Linked DNA regions of Homo sapiens: region 2 is linked to region 1. A link is an interaction called in ENCODE POLR2A ChIA-PET data of the cell type or tissue named here. Cell type or tissue: Panc1. All regions are shown on one strand. Each heading gives the region's core, and the rest is flanking DNA. Links, peaks and the distances in the headings are about the cores only. Region 1 overlaps LINC01843 (long intergenic non-protein coding RNA 1843). Region 2 overlaps UBE2B (ubiquitin conjugating enzyme E2 B).

The links. ChIA-PET counts read pairs that join two places held together with the same protein. Peaks named below come from ENCODE experiments on the same cell type or tissue, not always from the same donor. Only the 100,000 strongest peaks of a DNase experiment are listed, where the experiment ranks them.
Region 2: POLR2A ChIA-PET joins it to region 1 with 5 read pairs; 29 of 35 experiments call an interaction of 5 or more read pairs at or near these places.

The regions. Positions count from the first base shown.
Region 1 is chr5:134,507,692-134,513,069 of GRCh38, forward strand. It overlaps LINC01843 (long intergenic non-protein coding RNA 1843), which reads left to right. Exons shown (of 2, transcript NR_105045.1): 2 at 715-1,539. Among named protein-coding and RNA genes, the nearest start is that of LINC01843, 3.8 kb to the left of the region's middle. RefSeq lists an enhancer at 1,385-2,058. In Panc1, for the core only: no CTCF peak of the experiment used is centred there; no DNase peak of the experiment used is centred there; H3K4me3 peaks cover 2,545 bases; H3K27ac peaks cover 5,000 bases.
Region 2 is chr5:134,373,787-134,379,164 of GRCh38, forward strand. UBE2B (ubiquitin conjugating enzyme E2 B) reads left to right here. Exons shown (of 6, transcript NM_003337.4): 2 at 597-677; 3 at 2,883-2,908. Among named protein-coding and RNA genes, the nearest start is that of UBE2B, 4.9 kb to the left of the region's middle. In Panc1, for the core only: no CTCF peak of the experiment used is centred there; no DNase peak of the experiment used is centred there.

The DNA of each region.
Region 1 (5,378 bases), core at 263-5,262:
TGGCAAACGGTGGAGAGCTCTGCCCTGAGCTCCATACCCTTCCAAGCCTTTGCCCATGCTTATGGTTGAATTGTGTCTCCATGCCATGCACAACAAAGATATACATTGGGCTGGGCACGGTGACTCACGCCTATAATCCCAGCACTTTGGGAGGCCAAGGCAGGTGGATCACCTGAGGTTGGGAGTTCGAAACCAGCCTGACCAACATGGAGAAACCCCGTCTCTACTAAAAATACAAAATTAGCTGGGCGTGCTGGCGCATGCCTGTAATCCCAGCTCATCGGGTGGCTGAGGCAGGAGAATCGCTTGAACCCAGGAGGCAGAGGTTGCGATGAGCCGAGATCGTGCCATTGTGCTCCAGCCTGGGCAACAAGAGCAAAACTCCGTCTCAAAAAAAAAACCAAAAACAAAACAAAACAAAAATATACATTGAAATCCTAACCTCCTGTACCTGTAAAGGTGACTGTATTTGGAAACAGGGTCTTTGCAGATTTAATAGTGTTAAAATAAGGTCATTAGAGTGGGCCCCACTCTGGTATGGCTGGTGTCCTTAGAAGAGGGAAAGTTGTTGAGGTGATGGGTATCCCAACTATCTTGATTTGGTTTTATACATTGTATACATGTGTCCAAATATAACCCGTACCCCCAAAATAGGTACAACTATTATGCAGCAATAAAACATTTTTATTTTTATTTTTACTTTTTTAAAAACAGGGCCAAGTGCAGTGGCTCACACCTATAATCCCAGCACTTTGGGAGGCTGAGGCACGAGGATTGCTTGAGCCCAGGAGTTCATCACCAGCCTGGGCAATATAGCCAGACCCGGTCTCCACAAAAAAATTTTTAAAAATTAGCTGGGCATGGTGGCCTGTGCCTGTAGTCCCAGCTCTTTGGGAGACTGAGGCAGGAGGATCAACTTGAGCCCAGAAGGTCGAAGCTGCAGTAAGCCATGGTCATGCCAGCGGAGTTGAGCCTGGACCACAGAGCAAGACACTATAGGGAAGACAGCCAGGTGAAAATGAAGGCAGAGACCAGAGTTATGCATCCGAAAGGCAAGGAATGCCGGGGGCTGCCAGAAGCTGGAAGAGGCAAGGCAGGATCCCCCACTAAAGGCCTTGGAGGGAGCATGGCTTTAGCAGCACCTCAATTTGGGATGTCTATTTTCCGGAACAGCGGGAATAAGTGTCTGCTGCTGTAAGCCACCCTGCCTGTGGCACTTTGTTACAGCAGCCCAGGAACCTGACCCAGCCAGGCTGCTCCTGCTGCCCAGTGTGCCCTTCTCTCATCCCTCCAGCTGGTCTCTCACTGCCTTCGAGCCCCATCACCTGCTCGGGCTCCCCCTCTGTGTGTCCCCAGTTCTGGACACTTATTCAGCAGACCTGTAAGTTTTGCTGGCCAGCCTATCTCCCTGGCTAGACTGAAGGCTCCTTCAGGGCAGGCCTAACCTGTGCTAGGGCAGCATGATGCCTGGTACAGAATAGGGGCTCCTTAGATGTGGGGTAAATAAAGGAATGCTCGAAGGGTGATGGGCCCCTGTGAGACTGGGATGTGCCATCTACTTCTTCACAGCCTGGCTCAGCTCAGGCTAGGGACATGACAGTGCTCAGAGAGGTCACAGCATCTTCCACACAGACCATTCCCAGCTCCGCCACTCTCCAGTTCCCTCTTGGTGCCATATGAGTCTGAGGAACTTGGGGAAATTCCTAACCTTCCCTTTCAATTGAGCCATTAGCCCTTGGAGTTAGCCACAACGTAATTGCTCAGGTCCCTCCAACAAGGGGACTGTGTCTGTGGCTTGATGACTCATGCACACTGCTCCATTCCACAACCTTGGGCAGGACTTGGGGCTGGGGACAGTGCCAGCCAGCATAGGCAAGGAGCTTGGACATCCCATTACCCCAACCCAGTCCCCAGGAACAGAGTGTACTCAAGGTTTCAGGACAAAAATCTAGAAGCAAGGAGGCGAACTGAGTGAGATTTGAGTGACGAAAAGGAGCAGACAAAGACAACAGCGAGTACAAAGGCCCTGAGGCAGGAACGAGCTTGGCATGATCAAGAACTGAAAAGAGCACAGGGGAGGCTGCAGCACAGTGAAAGAGAGGTCAGTGATAGGACATGCGATTAGACGGGGCCCACTAGACAATCCAGGATAATCCCTCCCTCTCAAGGCCCTTAATTTAATCATATCTGCAAAGTGCCTTCTGCCATGTCGGGGAACGTATTCACAGGCTCTGGGGAGTGCAGCGCAGACATCTTTAGGGATGGGCATTATTGTGTCTACCGCAGTATCTCTCTCACCCTCTTGTCTGTCTCTCTTGCTCTATCGCTACATTTCTGTTTACCTATCTACCTATTTATTTGAACCTGACCATGGATCTATTGACCACAATTTATTTCTCTTCCTACCCCTTTATCAAGCTTCAATAAGTTATTTATCAATCTATCATTCCTCAGTGGCTTTGATCTTTTACTCTGATAACAGCATCACCCCTTAGCCATCTGTCTAACAAACTAAACGTTAAACTCAATCTATCATTTAGTTGTCCTCTGTCCATGATGAATTATCAATCATCTACCTCCATCTTTGCAGATGTTGTACAGATGTGGACATTTTTTCTCAATGTCTATTGAAAAGATCGATAGATATGAGTTCAGTAAATATCCACTGAGTGCTGGCCACGTGCCCATTGCTATGTCATGTGTGGGTGAAATAAGGGGCTGACACTCCCAGTAGCCATAGAGGGTCCTTTTTCATTTTATCATTATCCCCAACAATGCTGTGATCACCAATCCAGGCACACTGTCCAATTTTGTCATCCACCTTGGAATCTTTTTTTTTTTTTTTTGAGATAGGGCTCTTGCTCTGTCACACAGGCTGGAGGGCAGTGGTGTGATCACAGCTCACTGCAGCCTCAATCTCCCAGGCTTAAGCAATCCTCCCACCTCAGCCTCCAGAGTATCTAGGACTACAAGCAAGTGCCACCATGCCCAGCTAATTTTTGTATTTTTTAAGAGACAAGGTCTCACTATGTTGCCCACGCTGGTCTCAAACACCTAGACTCAAGCAATCCTCCTCCCTTAGCCTCCCGAAGTGTTAGGATTATAGGCATGAGCCACTGGCCCTGTCCAGGGACCATTTTTATATAAACTTTCCAGTGAAATCCAGGCTGCTCTAGTCTGCCTTTTGCCTACTAGCCTCCTTGTATATGCATAAATAATGCAGACTCATTTTAACTTGATGTTGATCTTACATAAAGTGTGGGTGGAAAAGTATATCTGCTGGGCAAGCATCTAGTGCATCAAATAACGAATCCTAAAGTTAAATGGAAATTATTTTTAGGTTGTCTGGGCAAATAGCACAGAAGGTGGGGGGAATCCAGAGATATGACCTCAGATGTGACACATGCAGACACACGACACACCACACATACACACACACACACACACACACACACACGCATATGGGTACACACAAATGCACCTTCTCTCTTCCTTCTGCCCCCACACTAGCAGCTCCTTCCTGGCTTCCTCCGCCCCTCACTCACACAAAGGGCCAAAGCAAATACTTCAGCACTGAGTCATGTCCTACCTCATCTTGTTTCCAGCCTAGGAATCTCACCTCCCCACCTGGGCTGTGAGGTCTTCTGGGGCAAAGATGGTGTCTGCTTCTCCTTAGGTGTGCCCTCCTAGTCTGATCAGCCAGAGGACTGGACACCTAGGAGCTGCTTGCCTTTCCTTGAGCTCCGAGGGCAGTTGAGGATCAGGGAGGCAAGGGAGCTAGATGTCCAGTGGTAGACGCTCTCTAGGGCAGCCTCTTTGCCCCCCCAGGAATCTGCCTCTCCTGCCCAACCCGGATGCCAGATAACATAGGTTTCTTTTTTCTGTAGCACTCTCCTAGAGGAGCTGTGTTAGGTAGATAATCTGCCTAGAGCTGGCCTAGCTGGGGATCAACTCAACAAGAATTTCTTGTTTCCAAGCGTCTCCTTCACATGGGCATCCAGTGCCAATTTGTGTCCAAGTCTCTTCCCTAGCACACGGGATGGAGGTCCAGCATATTTGGAGACAGCTCACTGTGTGCCAGAGCCACAGGTCCTAGAATATCCAGCAATCACAGTACCCAGGGCCACCCCAGCCTCACAAGTCACTGTGCCCAAGGCCCTGAGGGAAGAACAGCTTGCTCACTAGTGCCTGAAGGAGGCTCCCAAGGCAGCCACCTTGTACACTGGAGACACTCCCAGCAGTGGGAGGCAGATCAAGGCCAGGACACCGTTAATGAAGCTTTGACTAGGGTGAGGCATCTCAGGGCCAGCTGGCCTTGCTGCTTCTCACCCCACTCTAAGCCTTGATCTGTCCACATACTTGACCCTGTTAGAATCTGGTGTCTGCCCCTCCCCCATCCTGATGTAACACATCTCTGTAGCCTGAAGCCGGCCCAGTTCTTGGCTCAGAGCTACTGCGTCTGCAGCACAGATCTGTCCCTGAGCACAGCTCGCACCAGCTTCCCTGCAGGCCTAGAGCCCAAGCCCTGGCCTCAGGCAATCTCCGCTTCCCTTGAGGCCAGCCCAGAGCCCCAACTCAGTGAGTTCTCATGAACTGTTTAGACTCCACCAGGTAATGAATTGTCCCCACTCTGCTGTCTCAGGAGCCAGGCTGGGCCAGGTATTCTCAGATTGAATTTGTTGGGAAGAAAGGGCACTCCACCTGCTGGAGGAGGGAGCACCTCCTGGAGGCCATGCCGCTCAGAAACTTTCTTCCCACACAGCTTCCAGCCCCAGGCTGCCCACCCAAGTCTCAGCAGGCCAAAGGCCTAGTGAGGCTTTTCTGTGCCCCTGCTGGAGCCCAACGTCCATGAGAAGGCTCTAGAATGCATTTAGGATCTGAGACTGGTCCAGCTGAAACAGCCCAGAGAGACCCTAATCCTGGGGCCCAGAGAGAGCCAAACAGGCCCCAGGCCACACAGAGGGCAGCCCTGAGGCTAGCCTAGAGGGCAGGTTTCTTGCCCCTTCCTACCAGGAGAAGCGTGTCCTTGCCACACCAATGATGTTTCTGTCCCTGGGTGGATTCCAAGCACCTGCGGGGCAACCAGCACTGCCCAAATGCAGAGGGCTTCTTGGGTTCCCCCAGTAACCCCAAGGTCGACTCCTCCCCTCCATCTCCACAGCTCCTGCCCCTGCCCTTCCCCCCTTCCCAGTCTTGCTCCCTACATACTCCAGTACAAGCAAATTCATGAATTCGGTACATACATTTCCAGACCTTTTTTTCCCGTACAAAAATGCACATGTTTGTGTCTCTGTGTGTGTTCAGAGAAAAATGTAAACTTTCATTTTGTAGGGTTTTTTTTTTGTTTGTTTTGTTTGCTTTTTTTTTTTTTTTTACTA
Region 2 (5,378 bases), core at 183-5,182, 130 kb before region 1:
ATCCATGTCCCTACAAAGGACATGAACTCATCCTTTTTTATGGCTGCATAGTATTCCATGGTGTATATGTGCCACATTTTCTTAGGCTAGTCTATCATTGTTGGACATTTGGGTTGGTTCCAAGTCTTTGCTATTGTGAGTAGTGCCGCAATAAACATACGTGTGCATGTGTCTTTATAGCAGCATGATTTATATTCCTTTGGGTATATACCCAGTAATGGGATGGCTGGGTCAAATGGTATTTCTAGTTCTAGATCCCTGAGGAATCGCCATACTGTCTTCCACAATGGTTGAACTAGTTTACAGTCCCACCAACAGTGTAAAAGTGTTCCTATGCATCAATTCTTGAAGAGATAATATTGAAAGAGGGATGATTCTCAAGCCCTTTCAATTTTTAGATAATTTGGAGAGGTATTTAATAAGTATATATACCTGGTTAATATATTTAAGTCATATGGTTCATTTTAGTTCACAATAACAAGGAAATGGAGTTAGTCTGTGTCTCAAAATAGATGGTATAGTGTCTGTAGGTGTTTACGTGGCCTCCTTAGTGGCCTTAATGTTCAACTTTTTAAATTACCACGCTGGATTTCCAGGTTACAAGAGGACCCACCTGTGGGTGTCAGTGGCGCACCATCTGAAAACAACATCATGCAGTGGAATGCAGTTATATTTGGGTGAGTTGAAAGGTTTAACAAATAATAGGTGTGTGCTGAATCTTTAAGAAAAGTAAACATATAACAACTGTCTAGGAAAAGAAACTGAGGTGGAATGAGAGATCTTAAGGACTAAAACTGCAAGATAAATTAGAAAAAAAAAATATTTCAATTAGAGTTTTGGCCCAGCACAGTAGTAGCTCAACGCCTGGGAGGATCGCTGGAGCCCAGGAGTTCACCAGCCTGGGCGATATAGTGAGACAGTGAGACTCTGTCCCCTCCCCACCAAAAAAAGTTTTGGCCCAGTCTGGGCAACATAGTGAGCCCTTGTCTCTACAAAAAGTATAAAACTAGCTGAGCATGGTGGTGCATACCTGTGGTCCCAGCTACTTGGAAGGCTGAGGCAGGAGGATCACTTGAGCCCAGAAGTTTGAGGCTGCAGTGTGCCATGATTGTGCCACTGCCCTCCAACATGGGCAGCCAGCAGAGCCAAGATCCTGTATCAAAAAAAAAAAGGAAAAAGTTTCAGCAGTTATATAAAGTTTATTTGCTCTTTGATGTTATTACATATGGTTTTATAATCTCTTGGGGTTTTACTTTTAAAATACTATTCAAAACTAAATGGAATGGAATAATAAAGGAGAAACAATAAGTTACTTTATATAAAACATATCACGCAAATGCTCTCATTCTGTTGGAGCTGTTAAAAGGTTTGGAACCAAAAATATTAAGAACTTCCACTGTGGCAAGAATTTAAGCGAAAATGATTCACAGCCCAGTGTGAAATAACAGAATGCAGCCATTTGAGAAGCAGTTGTAAATTTTACCTACTATGTATATTGCGTATATGCTTTTTAATTTAAAATTTCCTTATGCTTTTTCTTTGGTTTTTCTAGACTTGATCTATTTTTTCTTTCATTCCTTTGAAACTAGAGTTTTGCATTAAAAAGTAAAAGGAGTATGTTGATAAACAGAATTCTGACACTACAGAATCAGCTACAAGAGTCTACATTTAAAGACTAGTGGAAAATGAGTGAAGTTCATCCTCATAAAGTACTTCTGAATTTGAGTTGAATACATGGCACCTTCAGGATATTATCCTGCTGCTTTGAGATCCTGAATATGCCTTGCAAGTAATAATTAAACTTTATGCTCCATCCTGGCTAACACGGTGAAACCCCGTCTCTACTGAAAATACAAAAAAAAATTAGCCGGGCGAGGTGGCGGGCGCCTGTAGTCCCAGCTACTCGGGAGGCTGAGGCAGGAGAATGGCGTGAACCCCAGGGGGCGGAGGCTGCAGTGAGCCGAGATTGCGCCACTGCACTCCAGCCTGGGCGACAGCGAGACTCCGTCTCAAAAAAAAAAAAAAAAAAAAAAAAAAAAACTTTATGCTGCTGCTTAGGAAAGATGAAATTGGGATGTGGGGACAAGGATCTGAGCAAACAAATCTGGCTTTTTGGTGACAACTATGCTTAGCCTATTTGAACAAGAGTTATGGCTCCATTGGAAAGCAGGACACTTGGGTTTAGCATCATAACTAGAGTATTGCTTTACATCATATTGCTGTAAAATGAAAAGATGTCTTTTCCTCTTAAGAATATACATATGGGCCAGGTGCGGTGGCTCACGCCTCTAAATCCCAGCACTTTGGGAGGCTGCGATGAGTGGATCACCTGAGGTCAGGAGTTCGAAACCAGCCTGGCCAATATGGTGAAACCCCGTTTCTACTAAAAATACAAAAATTAGCCAGGCATCTGTAATCCCACCTACTCGGGAGGTTGAGGTAGGAGAATCACTTGAATCCAGGAGAAGGAGGTTGCAGTGAGCTGAGATCATGCCATTGCACTCCAGCCTGGGGGACAAGAGCAAAACTCCGTCTCAAAAAAAAAAAAAAAAAAAAAAAAAAATATATATATATATATACACATATGTACAAAATGACTGGTCAGTATTAATGAAAGTTTTTTTGTGCTAAAATTATGGGCAAGTTTTTTTGTTTGGTTTGGTAAAACCACCCTAAAAAGAAAGCTTAGAATGAAAGTTAATACTTTATGCCTGGGTCTATGAAAATCCAGGGCTAAGGTGTTACTAAACTCTATCTTAAAACTCCACAAATCATCAGAATGAGTCCCTCTTTTTCTGTTGAAGTTTATCCTTTCCATTCTTGAAAATCAAGAAAAAGCAGAATGAGAAACTTCTTTTAATCAGAAATCTTCTTGTTTTCAGACCAGAAGGGACACCTTTTGAAGATGGTAAGTCATACTCATTATGTTTTCTATAGTGTTATGAGGTTACTTTTTAGTAGAAAATTGTAACACCAACATATCTACTTGAAGCCATTTTCTATGGTTAATAGGCCAAGTTAAAAGTAAAGCTATGGAAAATTTATACTTCATAAGGGACTTCTTCCCACAGCAGCTTGGTCACCTCCATTGGTAACCAATATTAAAGGTTACTTTAATATTTTCCTGTATAACTGTAAGCCTGGATGGCAGTGTTTATGTTGAGAATAGTTTAAATTTAGGTGGCCTTAAAGATATCTCTGAGGTGAACACCAGAAGAGTAAATCATGCTTTTTTACTTTGTTATCTTTGATATTGACAGGGTGTTGAGCTGAAATTTTTCATAAACATACATAGCTGCCAGTAGTTTCAAGTACTACTAGCATTTAACACCCATAAGTAGTTATCATTTTGCATAATCTTTGGCATCTCAAGTTGGGTATTTTCATCAGGGGCTAGGAAAATGGGAAACTAGTTCTAATACCGAATTTATAATTGAACTTATCAAACTGATTTTAACCAGGAACTTAGACTTTTCCCAATTGTAGTGTTGGATTTTAAGAAATTATTAAACATCTTTGTTATCATTAACAAAATGACTTCAGAATTAATCCATCAAAAATATTTATCCGAGAATACTGACTGCAGCAGTTTGTAAGGACGTAACCTGAATGTCCAGTAGGAGAAATGGTTAAGCAAATTATGATGTATCTGGATTCTGGAATATGTACCTGTTAAAGAATAAGGTAGATTTGGACATACTGTCTTAAGAGGACAAAAAAACTGCACGATAATGTTTGTCGTAGCATCACATTTTTAGCAAATACATATATGCATGTGTGTCTATGTTAAAGGGTTATATATCAAACTGTTACCAGTGATTATCTGTGGGGGGGGTAAGGAGTTGAAGGAGGTACTTAAGGACGTTACCTTTTTTCTCTACATCAAGGGTTCTCAAGTGTGTGATCCATAAACCCCTTGGGGTCTTGGAGACCCTCTCGGGGGACCCATACGATCAAATCTCATCATACTAAGACTGTTGACCTTTGCATTGATGGTACAAAACCAATGGTGGCTATAACTACACCTAAGTAGTTTCGTATCTTAGAACAAATCAAGGCATTAGACAGTGGCACCAAACCATACTAATAGTGATTATATTCTTTGCATTTTAAAAGATGCCAGTTGGCCAGGGGCAGTAGCTCACACCTGTATAGCCAGCACTTTGGGAGGCTTAGGCAGGTGGATCATGGATCACTTGAGCCCAGGAGTTTGAGACCAGCCTGGGGGAGCCCTTCTCTACAAAAAATTAGCCAGGCATGGTGGTACATGCCTTTAGTCCCAGCTACTTGGGAGGATTACCTGAGCCCAAGAGGTCAAGGCTGCAGTGAGCCCTGGTGGAGCCACTGAGCTCCAGCCTGGGTGACAGAGTGAGACCTTGTCTTTAAAAAAGTTACCAATTTTTCTTAATTTCTTAATTTAAAGACATTTTTATTAGTATTAGGAAGCTCTGGACCCTTGAGTATCTATGTGGGTTTTTTTTGTTTGTTTTTTGTTTTTTGTCTCGCTCTCTCACCCAGGCTGGAGTGCAGAGGCGCAATCTTGGCTCACTGAAGCCTCCGCCTCCGAGGTTCAAGTGATTCTCGTGCCTCAGCCTTCCAAGTAGCTGGGATTACAGACATGTGCTACCATGCCCGGCTAATTTTTGTATTTTTAGTAGAGATGGGGTTTCACCATGTTGGCCAGGCTGGGGCCTTAAACTCCTGACCTCAGGTGATCTGCCCACCTTGGCCACCCGAAGTGCTGAGGCATGAGCCACACCCAGCCGAGTATCTGTCTTTTTAATATTCTGTATGATATGAAGTAGAATGTATGAACAAAGCACTTCTGCATGTCATAGTATGATAGTTGTCTGGAAGAAAAGCACTTCTACAGTTGTTTGAGTTGCAATTTGAATGACTTTTTTTCATGGAACATTTTTTACTTGAAAATACAGACAAGCTGTGGTTATTCAGGTTTGAATATATGGCAGACATATTCTCAGAAGTAATGTAATAAGCTCGGTGTGGTGGCGGGCACCTGTAATCCCAGCTACTCGGGAGACTGAGGCAGGAGAATTGCTTGAACCTGGGAGGCAGAGGTTGCAGTGCGCCAAGATCGCACCATTGCACCCTAGCCTGGACAACAGAGCAAGACTCCATCTCAAAAAAAAAAAAAAAAAACAGTGGGGGGATCTAAGTGGGTTGTTAGGTTAAGGATAGCAACTGAAGATATTTGTTGCTGTTGATAAAATAACAGCTTCCTGATACTTACTTTTTGATGAGATTAGTGGGTAGTGTTACCTGTTGTGATTTTTTTGATAGTATATAATGGAATATGGCAACATTTGGAGGATCTGTAAACTCGAGTCACCCAATATTTTGCAGATGTCCCATGAATA